Regions from separate parts of the Homo sapiens genome. Here all the other regions are linked to region 2. Evidence: chromatin loops called from intact Hi-C (ENCODE). Cell type or tissue: heart right ventricle. All regions are shown on one strand. Region 1 has its middle 9.4 kb from the start of MMAA. Region 2 has its middle 35 kb from the start of OTUD4. Region 3 overlaps SMAD1 (SMAD family member 1).

Evidence for each region. Peaks named below come from ENCODE experiments on the same cell type or tissue, not always from the same donor. Only the 100,000 strongest peaks of a DNase experiment are listed, where the experiment ranks them.
Region 1: a loop joins it to region 2, with 5 times the contacts of the local background. A loop is called at or near these places in 48 of 110 quality-filtered maps.
Region 3: a loop joins it to region 2, with 5 times the contacts of the local background. A loop is called at or near these places in 14 of 110 quality-filtered maps.

What each region holds. Positions count from the first base shown.
Region 1 is chr4:145,606,018-145,614,017 of GRCh38, forward strand. No RefSeq gene overlaps it. Among named protein-coding and RNA genes, the nearest start is that of MMAA, 9.4 kb to the right of the region's middle. In heart right ventricle, a CTCF peak has its summit at 3,996 (motif pointing left); a DNase peak (open chromatin) is centred at 3,984.
Region 2 is chr4:145,211,912-145,219,911 of GRCh38, forward strand. No RefSeq gene overlaps it. Among named protein-coding and RNA genes, the nearest start is that of OTUD4, 35 kb to the left of the region's middle. RefSeq lists an enhancer at 6,602-6,691. In heart right ventricle, a CTCF peak has its summit at 4,811; a DNase peak (open chromatin) is centred at 6,490; H3K27ac peaks cover 713 bases.
Region 3 is chr4:145,553,921-145,561,920 of GRCh38, forward strand. It overlaps SMAD1 (SMAD family member 1), which reads left to right. Exons shown (of 7, transcript NM_005900.3): 6 at 1-120; 7 at 3,871-5,256. The coding sequence ends at 4,014. Among named protein-coding and RNA genes, the nearest start is that of SMAD1-AS1, 41 kb to the left of the region's middle. In heart right ventricle, a CTCF peak has its summit at 3,928 (motif pointing left); a DNase peak (open chromatin) is centred at 3,921.

The DNA.
Region 1 (8,000 bases), 390 kb after region 2:
CTTAACCTAAGAAACTCTTAAATGAAGAAGCTCTAAGCTCTGTGTTACATAAACTCTGGTTTATACTTCCTACTTCTTTTTGTCTCTGTATTCTGAATAGTTCTTACCAATCTTCAAATTCACTAATTCTCTTTTCAACTTCTTCTTGTGTGTTGTTAATTCTATCCATTGAGTTTTATATTTCAATTGTTATATTTTTTATTTCTAGAAGTTTGCTTAGTTCTCTTTTAAATATGCTAGGTTTTTAAAAAAATAGTTTCCTATTCCCTGAAAATACTTGGTTTTTCATTTTCAAAGCATAGTCATTTTATTTCCTGTAACTGGAATATTACAATATCTAAATTAATTGTATATTTGTTTCTGCTCTTTGTTGTTTTTTGCTGGGTCTTGTGCATAGTGACTTATTTCCTTGTGGTTCTTGGTTACGTTTGTCTGTGAGTTGCTTTTTGTTTTTCCTTGGAAAATTATTTTTGAGTTGTCTTAGAGGCCTAAAGTCAAGATGCCTTTGCCTCTGACTAGTGCATAGAAACACCATCAGTTTGGAAACAACTTAAAATTATGGTTTAAAGTTTTTTGGACTACCTTGGTGTTGTAAATACTGTGTGAAAAAGCCTGATGCATTCATATGCTCACAACTTTTCAGGGGTGGTTATTTTCCAGCCCTGCTCTGCTTAGAGCCAAGTTAACCTTCCTGGCAGAGGTGGAGCAGGTTCATTTCTGGTTTATCTTTTTTCCTGAGGGAATATCGTTTTGGTATCTTGGCTTTATGGCAGAAGGGCCTCCTTTTAGATCTTCACATTGTTCATCTCAAGTACACACTAGGCTTTGAGTTCTGTTTTCCGTGCTCTACAAGGCCACTGAAACCAAATTCGCTTGGTTTAGCAAATGCTTTTAGGGCAAAAGCAGTTTCAATGCTGTGCTCCTACCTTGGGTCTTTCCTCTTTTTAGGTTTTGCCCTGGAAATGTCTTACTACCTTATCATATCTTTATTGCTTAAAAGGATTCACTTTTCATGTGCTATACAGCATTTTAAGTTATTCTTTCCTTCAGCCGGGAATGTTGGTCTGAATAACCCAGCCTGCCATACAGCTGGAAGTGGAAATCTTCTTTTGTAATTATAAAAGCATATCCAAGTGTTTCTATCCCCCTTTTCATTCCTAATGTATTAGGTATTTGTGGTGTGTGTGTGTGTGTGTGTGTATTTGTGGTGTGTGTGTGTTTGTGGGTCTGTGTCTCTGCGTGTGTGTGTTTCTTAATTAGAAATCTCCAGGGCATTTATCTTTTTTTGAGACAGGGTCTCACTCTGTCATCCAGGCTGGAGTGCAGTGGCACAATCATGGCTCACTGCAGCCTCATCCTCCCAGGCCCAAGCAATCCTCCCACCTCAGCCTCCCAAGTAGCTGGGGGACCACAGGTGCATGCCATCATACCTGGCTAATTTATTTTTATTCTTTTTGTAGAGACAGGGTCTCACTATTTTGCCTAGGCTGATCTCTAACTCCTCGGCTCAAGCAACTTCCCACTTCAGCTTCCCAAAGTGCTGGGATTACAGGCATGAGTCACCGCCCTCTGTCTTCAGGGCATTTTTGTATTATTTTTTCCTTCAAAGACACAACTTTTGGTATACTTATAACTGTAATGGCTTTTATTTAATAATTCTTTAATTTTTGTCTTTATTTTTCTAATTTCCTTTTCCTTAAATAATATATTTTGTTTGAGTTCATCTTCACATGCATCCCATTTGTTTTGTAATTTTATATACTTCTTTTCTAAAGGAGCAATAATTATTGTTTTTATTTCCTTTTTGTCATATAACTTATTTGGGATAATCTCCTTCCCAAATTTCTAAATGATTGCTTTTTTCCCCTTGTTTAATCATTTGTTATTCATTTTTATTGTATTTTATTACTTTTAGAGAATGTGATCTAAGTTTTAGATTATTTTCTAAATACTGAGTTTTTAATGGCCTAATGTTATCAATTTTAGCATATATTCTACAGATCTTTGTCAAAAAGAAATAATCATATTTAGGGTCTAACATTCAAGATATACATGAACATAAATAGGTAGATAGATATTAATCTTTTAAATTATAATCTTGGAATTTTTTTGACTACTTGATTTGTCAGGTCATTAATTCAAATGACACAGTTATAAAATGAGAATCTTTCTTAGGGGTAACATGTCTAAGCAAGTTGTTATCTACACATAAAGATATTTTCCCTTATATTACTTCAGAATATTTAATATTTTCATTAACTAACAATACTTGGCAAAGCATGTGATTAGTGTCTATAACAAGATTGTTTTTTCTCACTGTCAGATTTTAATCCCCTACTTCCCTTTCAACATTGAATACATATAAACTACGCCAGAATGGTCTTTCTATGTCTTCTTTCTCCAGTAAGCAACATGATGACCGTGGGGTTTTTTGGTGTATGTGGAAGGGGAAGGTGGGTTATGTTGTGGACTGGCATCTGTGTCATATTTTGTTCTTACCAACCATACAGTTAGAACAAAATGGGCAAGAGTGTAACCTCTGAGTAGGACTTTGGAAAGTACCCCCCCCCCCAACATCCTTAATCATTATAAGACTTATTTATAGGAGTAAAATAGTTTCTCATATAAAATTTGAAAACAGCATCTGCAATATAATCAGGCAGGAGGAAAATGGTATATTTAATCACATCACTCCAAGGCAACCATTAATAACTAGTTTTGCTTCTTTCCTTCTAATATTTCTTCTAGAATTGTTTTACATAATTGAGACTCTTCTGCTATTATATAATAGGCATTTTCCATTATTAAAAATTATTTAACAGAATCATGTTTAAATGCCTTGACAATATACTATTATTTACTTAATATTTCTTTAATATTAAACTGGCATTTCCAATATCTTTGTATTATTAATTATGCTTTGGTGAATTTGTTTTCTTTCTATCCTTTTTTTTGTTTTGTTTTGAGATAGAGTCTTGCTCAGGCTGGAGTGCAGTGGCGCGATCTCAGCTCACTGCAACCTCCGCCTCCCAGGTTAATGTGATTCTTCTGCCTCAGCCTTCCAAGTAGCTGCGATTACAGGTGCCCACCAGCATGCCTCGCTAATTTTTGTATTTTTGGTAGAGACAGTGTTTCACCATGTTGGCCAGGTTGGTCTCGAACTCCTGACTTCACGTGATCTGCCTGCCTCAGCCTCCCAAAGTGCTGGGATTACAGGCGTGGGCCATAAGTAACACAGTGGATCCCTAACTTTTGGGTGCATCCAAAAGCCCTGAAAGGCCTCATTCCCCAAGTTTCAGGTTCAGTAAAAGTCTGAGCGTGGCCAAATAATTTGTATTTCTAACATTTCAGGTGATGTCAATGCTGCTGGTCCAGGGACCAAACTTGGAGAATCACTGTAATAATGACATGTAAGGATTTGTTTCAATAATTTCTGAAAAGCAATGCTTCTTCCTTCTATTGTTGTTTCCATCTTTGATAATGCAGGGAAAAATAATACTTATTTTAGATTAGAAAAGGAAGTAGTAATGTCTATTAAAGGTTTTTAAAAATCTTTTAGTCATTGGCTTTTGCTAACTCGTTTGCACTGATTGTGGAATCTTACTGGAACCATTTGACCCTGGAGCTACATCACTATACAGCTGGTCTCATTTTTTTTAAGTCACCTGCCCTCATTTAATTCATTTCCTTTGGTGTTTTCCTTCCTGTGGAAAGTCTCTGACATCTGTCCTACATACTTCCTTATGAATACAAAAGCTCATCTTTTTTATTTTTAAGTTTTATGAGTCAATTACTCTTACCCTTTTTGTATTTGTGATGTTTTCATTCCTTATGTTTTCAAAAGACACTCTAGTCTATAATTATTTATGATTGCTCTTTAAAAAAATTTTTAAACATCTTTTACTACATTCTGTTGACATATTTAGGTCTGAGCCTAATGTCAAATACTAGCAGCAGATGACTTCTCACTTCACTGGCACCATCATGTGGTGAAATTGTGCGCTACATCGAAACATTTGCCAACATGGTGCCATTTCATCACATCTTATGTATAGATAACACTGAAATTGGAACTATCATAATAAGTTAGGGAATCTGAAATAATCCTGTTACTTTAGTAAATTCACAGAAAAGTAAGCACCAATGATTAAGTATGTGGACACTGAAGTCAATTACATGAGCTCAAAGCCAGACTTTTATACTATCATGTAACATTTGGGCACATTGGTTAATCTCCCTGAGTCTCAGTTTCCCTGTATGTAAAATGGGATAACAGTAGCATCTATCTCACAGGGATGTTGACAATAGCCATAAAATAGTTTAATAATATCAGCTGCGATTAGTTGTTACCATGCCATCACATTTGATTTTCCCTTTATGTTCATACCAAGAAAAGAAAATCAGACTTCCCCTGTGAGTTTAGAAAATTATACCAAAATGGAATAATTGTTTTCAGAATTATTAGAAGTAACATGAAGTTAAAAACTGTAAAAGATAAAGGTTGAAAAAACATTTAAATAAAAGTCATTTTTTTAAAAAGGCAACTTCTGGAAAGAAAGGTCTATGAACTCTATTTACCAAGTGAAATTTGAAAATTAATCTCATTATATTAAGCATAATCGACAGTCAAAATAAACAATTGTGAAGATGAGTAACTTAAAACCTTTTTAAGGGTCAAAAATACTTTTTAAAATTAAAAGTGATTTATAGTCCCCAATCCTCTCAATGATCTATTGAAAGAGAAATGTTTAATTTTATAAATCCTTGAAAGAGATACATGTGGGACAGATCTGTATGTTGGAAATCTTTCTATTAAAAAATAAATTATTTTATCACGATAATAGTGAGAGTAGAAGAAAGCATGCAGGGTTGCTGTGATTTGAATGTGTTCCCCAAAGTTAATGTGTTGGAGGCTTCATTTCCAATGCAATGGTGTTGAGAAGTGAAACTTTTGAGAGGTGACTGGGTCCTGAGGGCTCTACTCTCATTAAGGGATGAATGGAGCCATTATTGCAGGAGTGCATAATTGTCATGGGAGTGGAGTTCCTGATAAAAGGATAAGTTCAGCCCCCTTCCCTACTCTTTTCCCTTGCCTACTCTTTCCCTCTCTTGCCCTCCAAGCCTTCCACCATGGAATGATGGAGCAAGAAGGCCTCACCAGGTGTGGGACCCTTGATTCTGGACTTCCCAGCCTCCAGAACTGTAAGGAATAATTTCTCTTCTTTATAAATTACCTAGTCTGTGGCATTCTGTTATAGAAGCACAAAACAGACTAAGACATAAAATTGGTGTTGAGGAGTGGGGCTGTTGCTACAACAAATACCTGAAAATGTAGATGTGGCTTTGGAACTGGGTAACAAATAGAGGCTGGAAGAATTTGGAGGAGCAAATAGAAAAGCCTCGACTGCTGTGAATGGAGCACTGGGCAATTCTGGTGAGAAGACAAGAACTGTGAGGAGAGCCTAATCTTCTTAAGGATTACTTAAGTGGTCATGACCAGAAGGCTGGTAGAAATATGGACAGTAGAGGCCATTCTGATGAAGTCTCAGATGGAAATAAGAAACAATGCATTGGAAACTGGATTAAAAGCTATCCGTGTTTTGCAGAAAATTGTGATGGAACTGTGTCCATTTCCTAGGACTTTGTGGAAGGCAGAACTTAAAAGAGATGAACTAAAATATCTGGTGGAAGAAGTTTCTAAGCAGCAAATTATTGAAGGAGTTGCATGGATATGTTTAACTGTATACAGCAAAATAAGATAAAATGTAAGATATGAAAGCTACACACACACACACACACACAGAGAGAGAGAGAGAGAGAGAGAGAGGGAGAGAGAGAGAGGTGATTTAGAATTTATACCGAAAGGGAAGCAGAGCAGAAAGATTAGGAAAATTTGCAGCCTGGGCATGGAGAGTGTGTTGTCCAAAACACCACCAGAATGCCTAAATGGTAGAAAGGAGAGCTTTATTGGCAATATCAGTTTGCAAACTGAGAAGAATCAATGGCATGTGCTGAAGGTGCTCTTTTTTGAAGATGAAAAGGGCAGGTTGGCCCTTATGCCTCAAAGGGCTTGTGCAGTCATACATATTCGGCAGGTTTGGGGAAAAGCTATACATATTTATGTGGAGAGTTGAGTGCATGTGCAATAGGCAGGCATATATAATGTATAACCCATGTTCACTTTGGGGTGGGGTTTTGGCATTAAAATGGGGTGAAATTTGGCTCCATGTTAAAAGGTGAACTGTAGGATACGAAGACTGTGCACAGTCTCTATAAGCTTGCTGAAACTTGCTTAAGGTCTATACTTACTCATTAGGAAAGTGTGTTTATAAGGTAGGTCTTCTGTCCAATCAGAGTTGAAGTGGTCTGAGTTGTAAATCAGAGTTTATGAGGGCTCTTGATAATTTACATGAAAGCTCCTATTGTTAGGGAGTTTAATAAGAGTGTGTTTATTCTTATAGCCATAGGAATTTAGAAGTTATCATGTCAGCTGAGCACTGAACCCTCAAAGAAAAGTATCTGTTTCTTTAAACTTGGGGTCTGTCTTAGTTGATAAAGGGGCATCTCTTTTGGTTTCTCAGGTCACAAGTAAAATAGTGTCTTTAGGACAGCAAACCGAGGATATGGCCAAGCCACTATTTGCTAAAGAGGTTAGTATGGCTAGCAGGAAACCAGGTGATATTCATCAAGACCATGGAGAATGACCTGAAAGGAATTTCAGACATCTTTGAGGCTCCCTTCCATCACAGGCCCAGAGCTCTAGAACAGAATGGTTTGGGGGGACAACCCACAGTGCCCTCCGTGGGCTTGCTGCCCAGGGCGACTTCCAGACTCTGCTCCCTGTATGCCAGTGCTGTAATCCTGTCACCCCAGCAGTGGTTCAAGCAGGCCTGGCTGTGGCTCAGGTTGCCATTCCAGAGGACACAAGCGGTAAGCCTTGGTGGCATCATGTGGTGCTGATTCTGCAGATGTGTAGAATCCAAGAGCTGTGGGGACATGGTGACTTCCACCTAGATTTCAAAGAATGTGGACAGCCCAGTAGGTCAATGCCTAGTGGTCTTGAGAGTGGGGCAGCTCCCAAGACCACAAAACTGTAGGGCTACCAGCATGCAACTCCAACCTGGGAAAGCTGGAGGCATGAAATTTCTATCTGAGCACTGCTGGGTAGACAGTCCACCAAAGCGGTAGGAATGGAGCTGCCCGAGGCCTTAGGGACCCTGCCCCATCCTGGTGTGCCCAGGATGTGGGATATGGAGTCAAAAGAGATTATTCTCCAGCTTTAAAACTCATTTTTCTTATTGGATTTTAGACTTGCTTGGGTCCTGTTACTTTCTTCTTGCCTATTTTTCCCTTTTGGAATGGGAATGTCTATCCTATGCTGTCACAACATATATATATATTTGGAAGTAGATAACTTGTTAAATTTCACAGGTTCACAACTGGAAAGGAATTTGCCTCAGGGTGAATTGTGCCTTGAATCTCACCCATACATGATTTACATGAGACTTCGGTCTTTGGACTTTTGGACTGATGTAGAACAAGACTTTTGGGACAATTGGGATAGAATGAATGTATTTTGCATGGTGAGAAGTCATAAAGTTTGAAGACTAGGGGTGGAATGCTGTGGTTTGAATGTGTCCTCTGAAATTCACGTTAGAGGCTTGATCCCCAATGCAACAGTGTTGAGAGGTGATTAGGTAATGAGGCCTCTGCCCACATAAACTGATTAATGCCACTTCACAGGAATGAGTTGGTTGTCACAGGAGTGAGTTCCGCATAAAAGGATGAAGCCAGTCCCCTCCCCACCCACCCCTCTTCCCCTCTCTTGCCCTTCCGTTTTCTGCCATGGAATGACACAGCATTAAGTCCCTCACCAGAAGTGAGCCCCTCAACCTTGCACTTCTCAGCCCCCAGAACTCTAAGAAGTAAATGTTTATTTTAATCTTTATAAATTACGCCGTCTCAGGTATTCTGTTACAGCAGCACAAAATGGACTATTT
Region 2 (8,000 bases):
ACATTGTAGATTTGAAGTCAAATGACAGATTGTCTTTCTTCCTTTATGAGTAAATTTTTTTTCTGCCTCGAAGTTTTTATGAGTTTTTCATCATTCTTGAAGTTTTAAGTTTACAAGAGCGTGCCCAGCAATGTGTGTTTTCTTGTTAAAACCATCTGGAATTCAGTGAGCCCTTACAGTCTGCAGATGCGTATGTTTCTTCAGCTCAAGGTAATTTTCTTCTTCTATGTTTAATTATTTTCTTTTTTCCATTATTTCATTTTATTCCCCTGTGGATTGCCTATTACTCACATGTTGGATCTTCTGGATCTATCCTTCAAATCCTTTATCATTTCCCTAATGATTTTCATCTCTTTGTAATTTTGTTCTTTGCTTCAAGATCTCTTTCACTTGAACTTCAGGCCAGTAACCTGAATTTCAACTTTAAACATCTCTTTTAATTGAGACGCTGAGTTCCTAGTTCATTCATGCTATTCATGAAACTCTTTTAAGAGTTCTTATTATACTTTTAACTCTCTTCCAGTCACTCTCTTTTAATAAGGGATTCTTCTGAGTATTCATCTTCTCCTTGGCTGCTAGACCTAATATATTGTCCTTCCTCCCAGTGGTCTATTGACCTTTGAGAACCATGGTTTACACAGGAACTGTGGATCAGATTCTAGCATTGGTGTTCTCTAGTGTAGGTTCTTAGGCTCTCATCTGGCTGAGAAATAAGAATTTCCTACAGCAGCTCCCTCCCTCAGGGAGTTGTGTTCATTATTGGGCCCAGTGCTTCACCCCTCCCCATATCCATGCCCTTTTAACTTTGTAATACCCTCCCATTCTGGATGAGATGATCTGCCTTGGGATTTTGTTCTGGTCTCAGCCATGTGATTTGATATGACCAATGGGATGTTTTTCAACCAGGGGCTTGAAAAAGTGCTTGCACATTTCCACTCACTGTCTGGTTCCTCTGCCTTCACGATGGGAACATCCTAGGCTAACCTGTGGAAGGATAACATTTGGACCTACCAGAAGTGTGTCATTCAGTTGTCCCTCCAAATGACTTTCTATCTCATTTCAAGGTGTTCATAAAGTCTGAAAACATAGGCTCATATATATAACACTATCCAGGACATCTTCAATCTGTAAAAAATAAAATAACATAATTATTTACATTTCCAGGCTTCATGGACAGTCTTGTAGAACAAAAGCCAAAATCCTAATGATGATCTACGAGAGGCTCTACATGATTTCCTGCTCTCCCCACCTCTCTGACCCCCTGTTCTTTCCCTTGTGCATTCTGCCCCAGGCACACTAGGCTCCTTTTTGTGTGCCTGAAATGCCTTCGCCCTTTACCCAAATATCTCCAGTGAAGTGGTTTGAATATTGGTCTTCCCAAATCTCATGTTGAAATGTAATCCCCAGTATTGGAGATGGGGCCAGGTTGGAGGTGTTTGGGTTACTGGGGTGATTCCCTCATGAATGGCTTAACACCATCTCCTTGGTGATGAGTGAGTTCTCACTCTGAGTTCATGTGAGGTCTGGTTGTTTGAAAGAGTGTGGTACTTCCCCCCATGACTCTCTTGTTCTCTTCATGTGACATGCCTTACTCCTGGTCACCTTCTGCCACAATTATAAGCTTCCTGAGGCCTCACTAGAAGCAGATGCCAGCACCATGCTTCCGGTAAAGCCTGCAGAACTGTGACCAGTTATACCTCTTTTCGTTATAAAGCACCCAGCATCAGGTATTTCTTTATAGCAATGCAAGAATGGGCTAACACACACACATCCCTCGATTTTCTCATGCCTCCTCAAAGGTCACTTTTCCTCATCACATTACTTACTCCCCTCTAGTACTCTGTATTCTTTTACTCTGTTTTATCTTTTTCCAAAGCACTTATCATAATCTAACATACTTTTTGTTTTACTTATCTATTTCCTTTATTTTCTCTCTTCCTCACTAGATTGTAAATCCTGTAAAAGTAGGGATTTTTGTCTGTTGTGTTAACTCCTGATGCAGGATTTTTCTCAGTCCCTTTGCCAGTCAAGGACCTCTGGCTGGTGATGCCCCTGCCTGGGCCTTGCTCAGGGCATGCTACCTGCTGCAGGAGATGGCCTGCTCACTTGGCCCGTCTGGGCCAAGTCTTGCTTGCACATCAGTTCCCGAGTTCTTGTCTCACATCCAGGAAGAATGAGAATATGTTGACAACTGAAAAGTGAGCAAGGCGGGGAGTTTTCTTGAGTGTTGAAATAGCTTTCAGGGGTGAGGAGATGTGGGGGTTGTCCTCCTACCTTAAGACAGGAAAGTGCCCTGTATATGGCTGAGTCCAGGGCTTTTATGGGATCAGAATGGGGAGGTGCAGGCCATAGGTAGTATTGGGAAAGGCAATATTTGATTGGTTAAAATGCACTATTCAGAAAGAATCAATTGGGAAAGGGCAGGCAAACAGAAATAGAAGTTCTCTGGGTTGTGGATTTCATTTGTAACCAGCAGTCTGGTCTTTCAGCCTTCAGGCTGTTTCTGGCTTGAAGGTGGTTTCACTGGGGACCCACCCCTATCTGCCTGGGCATTTGGCTTCCTCCTGTTGCCATCACTTCTATAGCTCTAATACCTATATCATACTGGTAAATGTTACTGGATTGAATAAAACCATCAACACTTATTTTATTATAATTATTTGCTTTTAGAGACAAAGTCTCACTGTGTTGCCTAGGCTGCAGTGCGGTGACTATTCACAGGTGTGATAATGGCACAGAACAGCTTTGAACACTTGGGCTCAAGTGATCCTCCCTCTTGCCTCAGCCTCCCAAGTAGCTGGGATTATAGGTGTGCATCTGGCTTGCAATCAACGTTTTAAAGCATTATCTTTGGCATAGAGACAAATGCTTATTTTATTTGTTGTGACAGAACAAGCATTCTGTTCATCTAAAAGTTGTATCATGTCATTTAAGTTCAAATGAAGTCTAAGCGTAGCTGGAGAGAGTTGATGGTTTTAAATAAATTGTATTTAATCTGTTAAGGGCCTATTACATTTCCACTCACAATGGATTCTTACAGTGGTAGATATGATGTGAATTTTGAATAAATTCAATTTTTTTTTGTAAAATAAAAGATAATTATATCTCAATATAACCCTTAAAAATTCTTAAACATTCTCAACAGATTTCTCATTAAATTAAAACAGAATATAGTTTTGGCTATTAGTATAATGTGATCATGGGTTGTTCTGAGGCTTTAGTTTAGTAAAATAACCTCCTGATATATTTCAAAGAGCAAGTTAATTCAACTCTTTCCTCACGTTACAAATTGTTAAATATATGTACACACTTATTCCAATTAGCCATGAGAAATACTTAGAGAATATTGATAAAATACACAAAAATCTCCTTTTTCCATTTAATGCTGCATGTCATTAACTATTCTTTATAAATATGGTTGTAATTGTAACAATTCCATATGGCTTTTCTACAATTTAGTTTTATAGTCTCCTGTTACAAAATTTGTAGATTGTTTTCTATTTTTCTGTTTTTTTTTTTTTTTTGAGGCAGAGTCTCGCTCTGTCCTCCAGGCTGGAGTGCAATGGCACGATCTTGGCTCACTGCAATCTCTGCCTCCCGGGTTCAAGCAATTCTCCTGTCTCAGCCTCCTGAGTAGCTGGGATTACAGGCACCCGCCACCACACCTTGCTAATTTTTTTTTTTTTTTGTATTTTAAGTAGAGATGGGGTTCCACCATCTTGGCCAGGCTGGTCTTGAACTCCTAACCTCATGATCCACCCATCTCTACCTCCCAAAGTGCTGGGATTACAGGCGGGAGCCACCACACCCGGCCTATTTTTTTCTGTTATAAATAAGACTTTGATGATCATCCTAGGACATAATTCTTTGAATGTATCTCTGTTATATATATATTTTGGCTAGAGTCCTAGGTATAGAATTAATTAATCAAATGATATAAGCATTTAAAATTTTCTTGCTCCATAATTGTCACATTTTGCAGAAAGGTTGCATCACTTTTTACTTCTATTAGCAATATGTTAGTGCATCTCATCCTTCTCATATCAGCACTGAATTTTTTTATTGTGGTAAAATATACCATAAACATATGGTAACATAATGTTTACCATTTTAGCCATTTTTAAGTGTACAGTTCTGTGACATTAAGTGTATTCACATTGTTGTGCAACCATCATCACCATGCATCTCCAGAACTTTTTCCTCTTCCTAAACTGAAACTCTGTCCACATGAAACACTAACTTTCTCTTCTCCCCACGACCACAGGCAACACCCTTCTACTTTCTGTCTGTATGAATTTAACTACTCTAGGTACCTCATATGGGTGGAATCACATCTCTCCTTTTGTGATGGGTTTATTTAATTAATTGCCTTCAAGGTTTATCCACGTTATGGCATCTGTCAGAATTTCCTTCCTTTTTAGGGTTGAATAATATTTCATTGTATGTATATAGCACATTTTGTTTTTCCATTCATCTTTCAATGGAGACTGGGGTTGCTTTCACCTTTTGGCTATTCAGCATTGAATTTTAAAAAGACTCTACCCTAGTTTTAATTGTATTTATTTGATTTATTGTAATACTGAACACATACACACACAAACACACAGATTTTGCCCCTGAGTAGCTATTTGTATTTTAAAATTGATTATGCTAAATTTGTCACTCACTTTAGTAGGTATTGTCTGTAAGCAACATAGGAATGTATTAAGCTAAGAACATATCATTTATGTTTATATCCAGGGAGAAAAGTTTTAATATCTTGTCATATATCCTTTTTTTGTTTTGTTTTGTTTTTGCAATTAGCTACAGTTGCCTTTAGGTGGCATTAGATCCTTGGGCATGTGTTACAGAGATTTTTGCTTATTGGATGTGTGTATGTATGTTTTGACAGCTTGATGGATTTAAAAGCTGATCCAAATGTTATTTGAGGTCTAGAATGAAATATAAATTAATATAGAAGCTAGGCATCCTGAGACCTCTTTCATTATGCAACTACATGTTGACTAAATGATGTCTTCCTTTTTTTTTCTACAACAAATATTCTCCAGTTCTTTGCCTTGGATTAGATACTTTTAGAACAAAAATCTTAAAAATGTTCTGAAGTTCAATGTGAGGTTCTAAGCAAAATGGAGACTATTGTTTGGCCCAAATTTTGTAAAAGTTTGGATTGAAAGGGAGTTCTTTCATGTATGTAAGAAATCCCTTATACCTATTTTTCTGAATCAACACTTCAGACATCAGCATTTACCATGGTTGGCATAATGGAAGCTTAAGCCAAATATTTAGCAATAAAGGATGTGGAGAAATTGCCATCTGTATGGATTCCGGTATTTGGAATCATACATATTATCATTCATATTATCACTTTTTTGCTACTTCATTCAGAATTCATGTTTCTGAAAGACACTATTAAAAAAATTCTCAAGGCACTTTGGTTCCTTTAAAAGATGCCTTCCTTTCAGGAAAAGAGAGTCAGATTTTAGCACATTTTACTTGGTTGTCATGGGTTTGACTGGGGCTTGGGGGGTCAAGGGATTTGCCTGGGGTCTCAGGTTGGTGACTTTGTGGCTAGCCTCCTCTACACTGTGTTGGAATCAGCTGGCTCCAAGATCCTTGTTCTGTCTTCCCACTAGACCACATTGTCTTCCAAATGAAACCACAGTAGTGCTGAAAGCAGGAAGGAAACTCTTCAACTCACTTGTTTTATAAAAACTTCTTTTAAGGCAAGGACAGGGAACAGTAAGAATAGCCTTATTCACAGGCGAGTGACTTGAGCCATCTCTGCCTTTTGAATGTTAGCTTTTTCTTTAATAAATTACTCCTGAAAATACTGTTTGTAAAGATCAATGAAATACTTCCTATATATGTTAGTGATAGTTTTTCTTTTCAAGAAAACGTGTTGTTATCATGTCTAGGGTAGAGAGCTAACGAACTTTGAAAACCCATTATGTGGCAGGTGACTTACACTTGTTATCTCAAATAATATTCACAGTAACCCACAATAACATTGCAAATAAGCACGACTAATTCCATTTTATTGGAACAGAACTGGAAGTTCAGAGAGAGTTTTCTTCAAAAAGAAAAACTTGTTTAAATTCCCACAACTAGTAAATGAGAGAATCAAGATGATGGTCCATTCCTATTGAATGCATGTGGAAATAGGAAGAATTTTTTTAAGTTTGAGACATATTTCTTTGCCTATCCCAGATTGACATCTTTTGAATCCATATAAAATTTCACAACTTTTCTTAATAGTCTCAGATTACAATTAATGAATTTTAGATGCAGTTCACAAATTTTTTCTTTTCTATAGTTATATCTTAACCATAATCAGCAGCATCTTATAATTTTTCACTGAATTTGTAATTAGTCTATGTAGGGGGTCGAGGGATATGGGGCTGATCAAGGAACAGGATGTCCACAAGAGAGGCAGTGACAAGTTTGTTGGTGCTTGGCCAGGGTTGCATGAGAGGAGAAGTCCCTCACAGCCTTACTGGTGAGGGAGGAGGACAAGGGAGAGAGAGATTGGAGAGGAAGCTTACATAGAGTCTCTGGGTCAGAGAGCCCAGCTTGGCTTGAGGCCTTATAACTACACGGCCCTGTCTTATGAATAGGTAACAGCTGCTGGGTGAGATTTTGCGGGGTATGCAAAGCAGACAGGCTCTAAGCAGCTAAACTTTTCTTGGTCAGGCTATTTTTAAAATAACTGGATGTGTAAAAATTTAAGTTTGGTGTCAGTGGGCTTTTGAGCTAATGGGTCTCAGCCTGCAGTGGAGAAACAACCAACTTTGAGGCTAATATACAGAGGCTATCTTTGGCTGATTTATGTAACAGTCTATCCCAAGGCACTAGAAGTATTTAACTGTTTTGGGAAAAGATAATAGCTTTTGATCATAGAAAGTATGTGATTCAACTAAACTAATAGTTTATTAGTTCAATGATATTACTCTCTGTGGTTTTATTTACCTATACTTGTATACAGAACAAATACTATTTATAATAAAGGGAAGTAAGTACCCCACCTTCAAATATAATTTTATTCCAGTGTTTAGTATATATGCTGCTGAAATGAGCACAATTTTATTCCAAAGAATTGAATAACATATTCAAATATTTCTGCCTCCAGCTACAGCCACTTAAGGATTCATGGTTTGATAGCAGTAACATGTTTAACATATTTTTATCCATATATGTTTGAATTACATAAACAATGTTTCATCAATATGAAAAGTATAATAAAACCTTAAACTCCTTTTCCATTTTGTAGGTATATATATATGTTTGTCTTTGGTTCATGAAAGCAATTCCTATTTTGCTATGAGAAGTTACTAGTTCAATTGGAACTCAGAATATTTACAGCTATGTAAGACTGTGGGCCCTCTGCTGTTTTGCATGCTGGCCCTGATGTTGCTGGCAGCTCAAGACATCCTCCTGTGTTCAGGCTCATCCAGGCACCAGCTTCTGTGCTCCCAAATTTCAGGGGACACGTGTCACGTTTCTGTAAGAACTCTTACTGTACACTGCATTGTGATCTGGTTGTACCTTGGGTCTGTGTATCTGCAGTGATTCTCTACCCTTCAGATTCCATGAAAGAAATCTGCTATCAAATGAATTGCTAGGCTTTTGGTGGGCACTGGTTGCTGGACCAGTGTGGCTACCTTGAAAGGAATGTGTCTAATTTCTCTCTTTGAATGTGTGGGCCCTTATGCCACCTATCTCAAATTTGAGGCCTCGTCGGACCCTCTAAGATTCCCAGGGAGGCCTCATCAGACCCTCTAAGGTTCCCAGAAACTATCCCACTTGTCATTCTATGATTTATATAGAAGATTATTTACTGGACTAGAAAAATATGCTTATGAAGAACAAGCGGGAACTAACATTTGTTGAGTGTATTATATGAATTACCACATTTACTCTTCATGAAAACCCTAAAAAATAGGAATCGTTTTTTTCTTTTTTATTGATCATAGGTAGAGGAGACTCTACCTATGATTAAAGTG
Region 3 (8,000 bases), 340 kb after region 2:
AGTCTGAAAATTTTTAACAACCAAGAATTTGCTCAGTTATTGGCACAGTCTGTGAACCATGGATTTGAGACAGTCTATGAGCTTACAAAAATGTGTACTATACGTATGAGCTTTGTGAAGGTAAGTGAGCTCCGACTCCTCCATTTAGGGCCTAACATACTTTTGCTGTGCTTTTTTTTTTTTTTTTTGGCGATATATGAATCTATATCCTCTTGATAACATATTATCATATTAGCTGACTTATTATCTAGGCATTTTTAAACTTTAACAAAAATTTCAATTATTAGGAAAATATCATTGGAACATAGGAGTACTTGTATTAAATATCAATAGCAGTAGGTTTTACTAGCCTTTTCCTTATTCAGATAGCACCGCTTTAGCTATTGTATTACCAGTAGAATATGTTATGTTATATATTTAACATATAATTTAAATACATGGTTGTTTTACGAGATCAGTTGAGTAAGCATATCTTCCTTCCTTTTCATTCTTTGTTTTTTGTACTTTTATGATGGTAATGCTTGTTTTTGTTTCAACAGTAAGCAAGTGATCTTTTTGTAAAAATTAAAGTTCATCACATTGGAAATTGTGTTTGGTCAGGTTTTTTTTAGTGGTTTCAGTAAGCTTCATGATTTTCTTACAATTCAGAAGTTAATAAGGCCCTTGCCCAAGATAAATAGATGCCTTAGCTCAAAGATTGCATTGTAAGGTTTGATGAGGGAAGAGGTTAAAGACATTGCTCATAATAATTGATCTTTTTGCTGTCTCATGTTCTGCCTCTGAGAAATAAAAATTTTTAAGATGCCATTGAAATCTTAAAAACCTTAAATGTCTGATTAGATTTCTGAGTCAGTGACTTTTCTAGTAACTGACCTGTCTCTGAATTCTCAAAAATAAATTTCATTCTCTCGTACTTTGAGAAACAGAACTAATTATATGTTTGAGTGAGGCAATTATCTTTTATGTCTTCTCTTCAGAAGCTCACCAAACTTGTTGTTAAACCTGTTTTGTAATGTATTTATTACTGAGGATAATTTTGGAGCCTTACTTGTTAATCATCCCTTAGATCAAAGATATCTTTTCCTGAATATAGTTACTTTTCCTACTTATTTAAAGCATCTTAGATTTTCAGTGTGTTCCCTTAGTGTTTGTTTTTGTGTGTTTGTTTGTTTGTTTGCTTGTTTGCTTTTTGCAGTATACTTCAACAGTTATTTGTAGTTGAGTCTGGTACCTTGTTAGTATTAAGAAAATTTTTTTACCCTTTAAAGAGGTTAACCTATATGTTATGTACATATGGGACTACAAAGAACTATCTTATTCATTGTTAACATGTGCTGTTTAATTTTTGACTTAGCATTTGGCTCAAATGATTTTTAAAATAAGAACAGTGACCTGCCAGAAGTGTTTTTGTTTATTGTTTTAATTGGTATGGAGGAAAGAACAGCTCTTGAGAGTCGAGATGCGGTTTCCAGTTTTTTCTGCCATTTTAACTGTGTGATTAAGGCACAGATTTCTTCTCTGGTTCTCAGGTTTATCGTCTTTGAAATGGGGGTGGATGGAGTTGAGAACTGTGGTAATTATTACTGAGGTCCCTCAGTGAGTCTGTTATTGAAGGACCACTCTAAGAGAATTTATTACTTTAATGTTCCAATTAGCTTTCTGCTCAAACTCATTTCTTATTGTTTACCCAATCAATTTTAATTATTTTACTTTTGTAGAGTTTTAATAATTTACTTTTACACAAGTAAAAACAACCTTTACACTAATAAAAGGTATTTATAATGCAAAGTTATGCATTCAAAATTTATTAGATTTCATTCATTCAGCAGATATTTTAGCACTATTTCAGAGAAGTAATACAAAGATGAAAAAGCACCTAAAGTCTCTTATCATCAAGATCCTTATGCCCTAGTATATCTTTAATTATAATCTGATAAGCACTAGAATGGAGAGTTATACAAGATATAATGAACTTAGCCTGGAAGTTGGATTTGGAGAGCTGAAGGTAAATATTATTTAAAAATCCTGCTGAATGTTAAAGAAAAGTTGTTTATCATATGTTAGCAACAAAAAATTTGCACACTGTTTTTACAAAACTGTTCTTTATTATAAGGACTGCATACTTTGTCCTCTCCCATTCAACATTTTAAAGAAATTAGAACATTTTACTAACAATAGCCAATCTTGTGCTGTTTTTAAAATGATCATTTTTGGATATTAACATAAAACACATTTTATAAATTATTTGTACTTTAAATTCTATGTCTGAAAATTCCAAGTCAGCTCAGCTGAACACATATTTATAGAGCTTCTGCTTTCTGTCATTATGCTGTATATTGGAGGTAAAGATAAATTCCTGCCTTCAAAGATCTTGCTATCTGATGGAGGAAACCTGCACATAAGCCTGTAAATTAATTTTAGGAGTTTGTTTATATTTACAAATGCATGAGTGTACATACATCTATGTAGATATATATATATCTACATAGATGTAGTTCATACAAGTTCTGATGTTCAGATATATTTTCTTTTTTCTTCTTTTTTTTCTTTTTTCTTAAGACAGTCTCGCTCTGTCGCCCAGGCTGGAGTGCAATGGTGTGATCTCGGCTCACTGCAACCTCTGCCTCCCAGCTTCAAGCAATTCTCCTGCCTCAGCCTCCCAAGCATGCTGGGATTACAGGCGTGTGGCCACCGCACCCAGCTAATTTCTATATTTTTAGTAGAGACAGAGTTTTGCCATGTTGTCCAGGCTGATCTCAAACTCCTGACCCCAAGTGATCACCTGCCTGAGACAGAGTCTCTCTCTGTCACCGACGCCAGAGTGCAGTGGCGTGATCTTGACTCACAACAACTTCCGCCTCCTGGATTCAAGTGATTCTCATGCCTGAGCCTCCCAAGTAGCAGGGATTACAGGGATACACCACCACACCTCGTTTTAGTAGAGACGGGGTTTCACCATTTTGGCCAGGCTGGTTTCGAACTCCCGACCTCAGGTGATCTGTCCATCTCGGCCTCCCAAAGTGCTGGGATTACAGGTGTGAGCCACCGCGCCTGGCCCCAGATGTATTTCTTAAAACTACGGGAGTAGATAGATAGCAGAAATAAATAGAACCCAACCTTCTCTGATATTCCTCATGAAACAGTGATTAAAGGATTAATCAGAACTTCACATTCATTGTCCACCCTCACCAATGAGTTTTTGATCTTTGCAGTAGCAGTTACTTTTCTCTTTTTCATAGTGACTTTATTCTATGGAACTGTATTGTCTTAATGCACTAATTCTGCCAAGCTACCTTCTTGTACAAATGAATGATAGAATGTATTGATTCATGGCAATGGCTAGGTGTCAATAATAGCTTTTTGGATACTTGAATGTACTCCTGCCCGTTTTGCTCAGAGATTGAAAGATCAAGAGCTGTGTGTTGATAGGGGGACCTTCAGTGGCTGAATAGGGAAGAAATTGAATGTCATTCTGTCTAGCATAGCTTTTTTGTTTTATTTTCTTGATGATAAAATGAGAATTTAATAATAGCTATTACATTACTATCAGTAATGGGCAATTAAAAGTTTTAAAGTGTCTTTATTAAGATAACTTTATAATGTATTTTAAAACCTTCATTCCTCAAGACCAGCAATTCTTATTGGAATCCATGGATGGACCCTGGGGAGCTAACATCCATCCCTTGAAATTGCCTGCGAAATTATGCGTGCGTTTGTGCATGTGTGTTTTTTTCTCCCCAGGGGCGGGGGGGTCAGGGAGGAAAGATGCATAGCTTTAATCAGAGTCTTTGGTTATGTGAACTCTTCTTACTTAATAAGTTTAACCACTGAGTTAAACAAGTTAAATGACCTCCAGTATGTTTTTCCTAGGGCTGGGGAGCAGAATACCACCGCCAGGATGTTACTAGCACCCCCTGCTGGATTGAGATACATCTGCACGGCCCCCTCCAGTGGCTGGATAAAGTTCTTACTCAAATGGGTTCACCTCATAATCCTATTTCATCTGTATCTTAAATGGCCCCAGGCATCTGCCTCTGGAAAACTATTGAGCCTTGCATGTACTTGAAGGATGGATGAGTCAGACACGATTGAGAACTGACAAAGGAGCCTTGATAATACTTGACCTCTGTGACCAACTGTTGGATTCAGAAATTTAAACAAAAAAAAAAAAAAACACACACACCTTGGTAACATACTGTTGATATCAAGAACCTGTTTAGTTTACATTGTAACATTCTATTGTAAAATCAACTAAAATTCAGACTTTTAGCAGGACTTTGTGTACAGTTAAAGGAGAGATGGCCAAGCCAGGGACAAATTGTCTATTAGAAAACGGTCCTAAGAGATTCTTTGGTGTTTGGCACTTTAAGGTCATCGTTGGGCAGAAGTTTAGCATTAATAGTTGTTCTGAAACGTGTTTTATCAGGTTTAGAGCCCATGTTGAGTCTTCTTTTCATGGGTTTTCATAATATTTTAAAACTATTTGTTTAGCGATGGTTTTGTTCGTTTAAGTAAAGGTTAATCTTGATGATATACATAATAATCTTTCTAAAATTGTATGCTGACCATACTTGCTGTCAGAATAATGCTAGGCATATGCTTTTTGCTAAATATGTATGTACAGAGTATTTGGAAGTTAAGAATTGATTAGACTAGTGAATTTAGGAGTATTTGAGGTGGGTGGGGGGAAGAGGGAAATGACAACTGCAAATGTAGACTATACTGTAAAAATTCAGTTTGTTGCTTTAAAGAAACAAACTGATACCTGAATTTTGCTGTGTTTCCATTTTTTAGAGATTTTTATCATTTTTTTCTCTCTCGGCATTCTTTTTTCTCATACTCTTCAAAAAGCAGTTCTGCAGCTGGTTAATTCATGTAACTGTGAGAGCAAATGAATAATTCCTGCTATTCTGAAATTGCCTACATGTTTCAATACCAGTTATATGGAGTGCTTGAATTTAATAAGCAGTTTTTACGGAGTTTACAGTACAGAAATAGGCTTTAATTTTCAAGTGAATTTTTTGCCAAACTTAGTAACTCTGTTAAATATTTGGAGGATTTAAAGAACATCCCAGTTTGAATTCATTTCAAACTTTTTAAATTTTTTTGTACTATGTTTGGTTTTATTTTCCTTCTGTTAATCTTTTGTATTCACTTATGCTCTCGTACATTGAGTACTTTTATTCCAAAACTAGTGGGTTTTCTCTACTGGAAATTTTCAATAAACCTGTCATTATTGCTTACTTTGATTAAAAATTTGTCATTTCCTTTATTCACCTACTAGATTTTAGGATCAGTAAAGTTTGCTACTCTTCTGAGAATTTTTTTCTCAAATATCCTCCACCAAACATGAATGAAATTACTAATACAGAGACTCGAACACAGCAGCATGAAGAGACCGGAGCCAATTTAAATCAAAACAAAGGACATGTACACCTTGAAAAATTGAGAAAAACTACCAAAATCTAAGTGTATAAACTTTTTAATTTTAGAAATTACAGCAGCAGCACTTTTTGGTTAGTACCATGCAGTCAACCAAAGCAGCAATTTCTAAACTTCAGATGAAGATACAAGCGTGACTGTGGGAGGAGGTAATAAAGGGGGAGGGATGAGAACTCACACTGCAGCAGGAGAAGATGACTACCTTTGCAGTCTACTTAAGGCTGGGATGATCCCAACACTACCCATTCCCCCACAAAAAAGTTTACCAATGAGGGACACAGATTGAAGGACACTTAGATTATTTCTTGGCCCAATAGATGCTATTCTTTCTCCTTTACATTTTTATGTGTCTTTCCTGGAGTGTGTTTATGAGACCTGAAATTTAAGGACCATCCCTTTTTAAACCTAGTTTTAAAGAAAAGAATGCCTTGCTTTTTCACCCCCAAAATACATTTATTCCCTAAACTATGACCAAGGAAAAATTTCTACTGCTGCTTTTTGTGTCCAAAAAACATCATGATATAATTAGAGAACGCCCCAGACAGAGGTCCTACATTATAACACAAATTCATGCACATCTTTGCTGGGTCACTTAACTTCTGTGAATCTCTGTTTCTTCATTTGTCAAGTGGAAATAATATAGTTGTGCCTTGTCACAAAATTGAGGTGAAGATGCCTTAAAAATGCATCTGCCATGCAAGTATGGGGATCACTTGAACTCTCCCATACGCTCTATTTTCCACTTACCTAAGTCATTTCAAGCTCAGTCAATCTAGATAATAGTGACTGGTGAGATATAATAAAAGTTGATATTAAAATTATTAAGCTTAACAGTGAAGTAAAGAGATAATGCAGGCTAGGATTCCTCATCCTTTTCCTAGTGAAAAGCCAATTTTGAGTTCCCATGGTTGCCTGGTGGGACAGTTAGGCAAGTTGTTAGTTGGGTGTAGCAATGCTGGTAGCCAGCTTGAAGTTCTATCAGATAAAACACCAGGATCATCCAGTAAATTGAAATCTCCTGGTTGGGGACCTGTGGAGTTTGCAACATGGTGCATAAGTAGGTCCCTCATGGTTAAGTGCAACTCTATGTATTTTTGGTGAAATCTTAGGAAGACCATTGTCATCAGCCATAGGAGGCTATTAAGTCTCTTGGAAAGGTTTAATTAAAGGAATGGAAAAAATCAACTATTAGAAGTGGAGGGCCCTAGAGCTCTTGCCTCATTCTTGATTTAATAGTATTTGACTTCCATCAAGTTTTTTAGTTTTTCTGCACCTGTTTCCTTATCTGTAAAATGGAGACAATAAAGCCTACCTCCTGGGGTTATCATGAAGTTTAAGCCGATACATGCAAAGCAATTAGAACCTCTTAATAAGTGTTAATACAGCCAGCTAAATCTGGCTGGGAAGACACCTGAAAGGAATTTCATTCAAGAGATGTTTGATGAAGACCTACTTACCTTTGAAGTATTTAATAAACACAGTGGAAGATTTTATCTTTGAGGAACTCAGAGTCTAGAGAGAGAAACCTGGAGAAAGAAAACTAGCAATGCTTGAGTGCCTAGCCTATTGTGTTCCAGGACTCTGCAAGGGATTCCCAAACATTGTCTGTCATCCTCCCAAGGACATATGAGATACTACTCTGTCCCCAACTCCTTATACCATTTTTCTTGCTTTTTTTTTTTTTTTTTTTTTTTCTTTTTTTTTGAGAAGGAGTTTCGCTCTTGTTGCCCTGGCTGGGGTACAATGGCGCAACCTCGGCTCACCACAACTTCCGCCTCCCGGGTTCAAGTGATTCTCCTGCCTCAGCCTCCCGTGTAGCTGGGATTACAGGCATGCACCACCATGCCTGGCTAATTTTGTATTTTTAGTAGAGACGGGATTTCTCCATGTTAGTCAGGCTGGTCTTGAACTCCCGACCTCAGGTGATCCGCCCGCCTCAGCCTCCCAAAGTGCTGGGATTACAGGCATGAACCACTGCACTTGGCAGTCATTTTTCTTATAAATGAGGAAATTTAACTCAGAAGCTAAATAAGTTGCCCAAAGTCACCTAGCTAGTTAGTGTGGAAGAGTTTCAATTCAGATCTGACTTTAAAATCTAGAGTTAATTCTATTAAATACTATATTCTTCTTTCTCGTGAGTTTACAGTCACATGTACTTACTATAAAATAAAGTAGAATGAAGAGCACAGAGGGAAGAAGAAGTAGTTCAGACTTGGTTGGATGGAGATCAGTGGAGTTTTTACAGAGGAAGTGGCATTTAAGATTGAGCTTGAATGATGGGAAGCATTTTGATAATTGGAGGAACTTGTGGGCAGGAGAAGACTCCAAGACAGATACCTGTTGTTTGCCATGCCCCAGCATCTACCCCCCAATTTTTAAAGATGTGCCTCCCGGCCTCAGGGTGACTGGGATTTATCATACTGCATGACATATCCCCTCTGGCTACTGTTGGGAATCTGCTCTTTGGGAATTCTGGAGCTAGAAGTAAAGTCTCTGCATGGCTGAAGATACAGTAAACCTTAGGCATTGTCCCCTGTCATCTCACCTGCTACATGGGC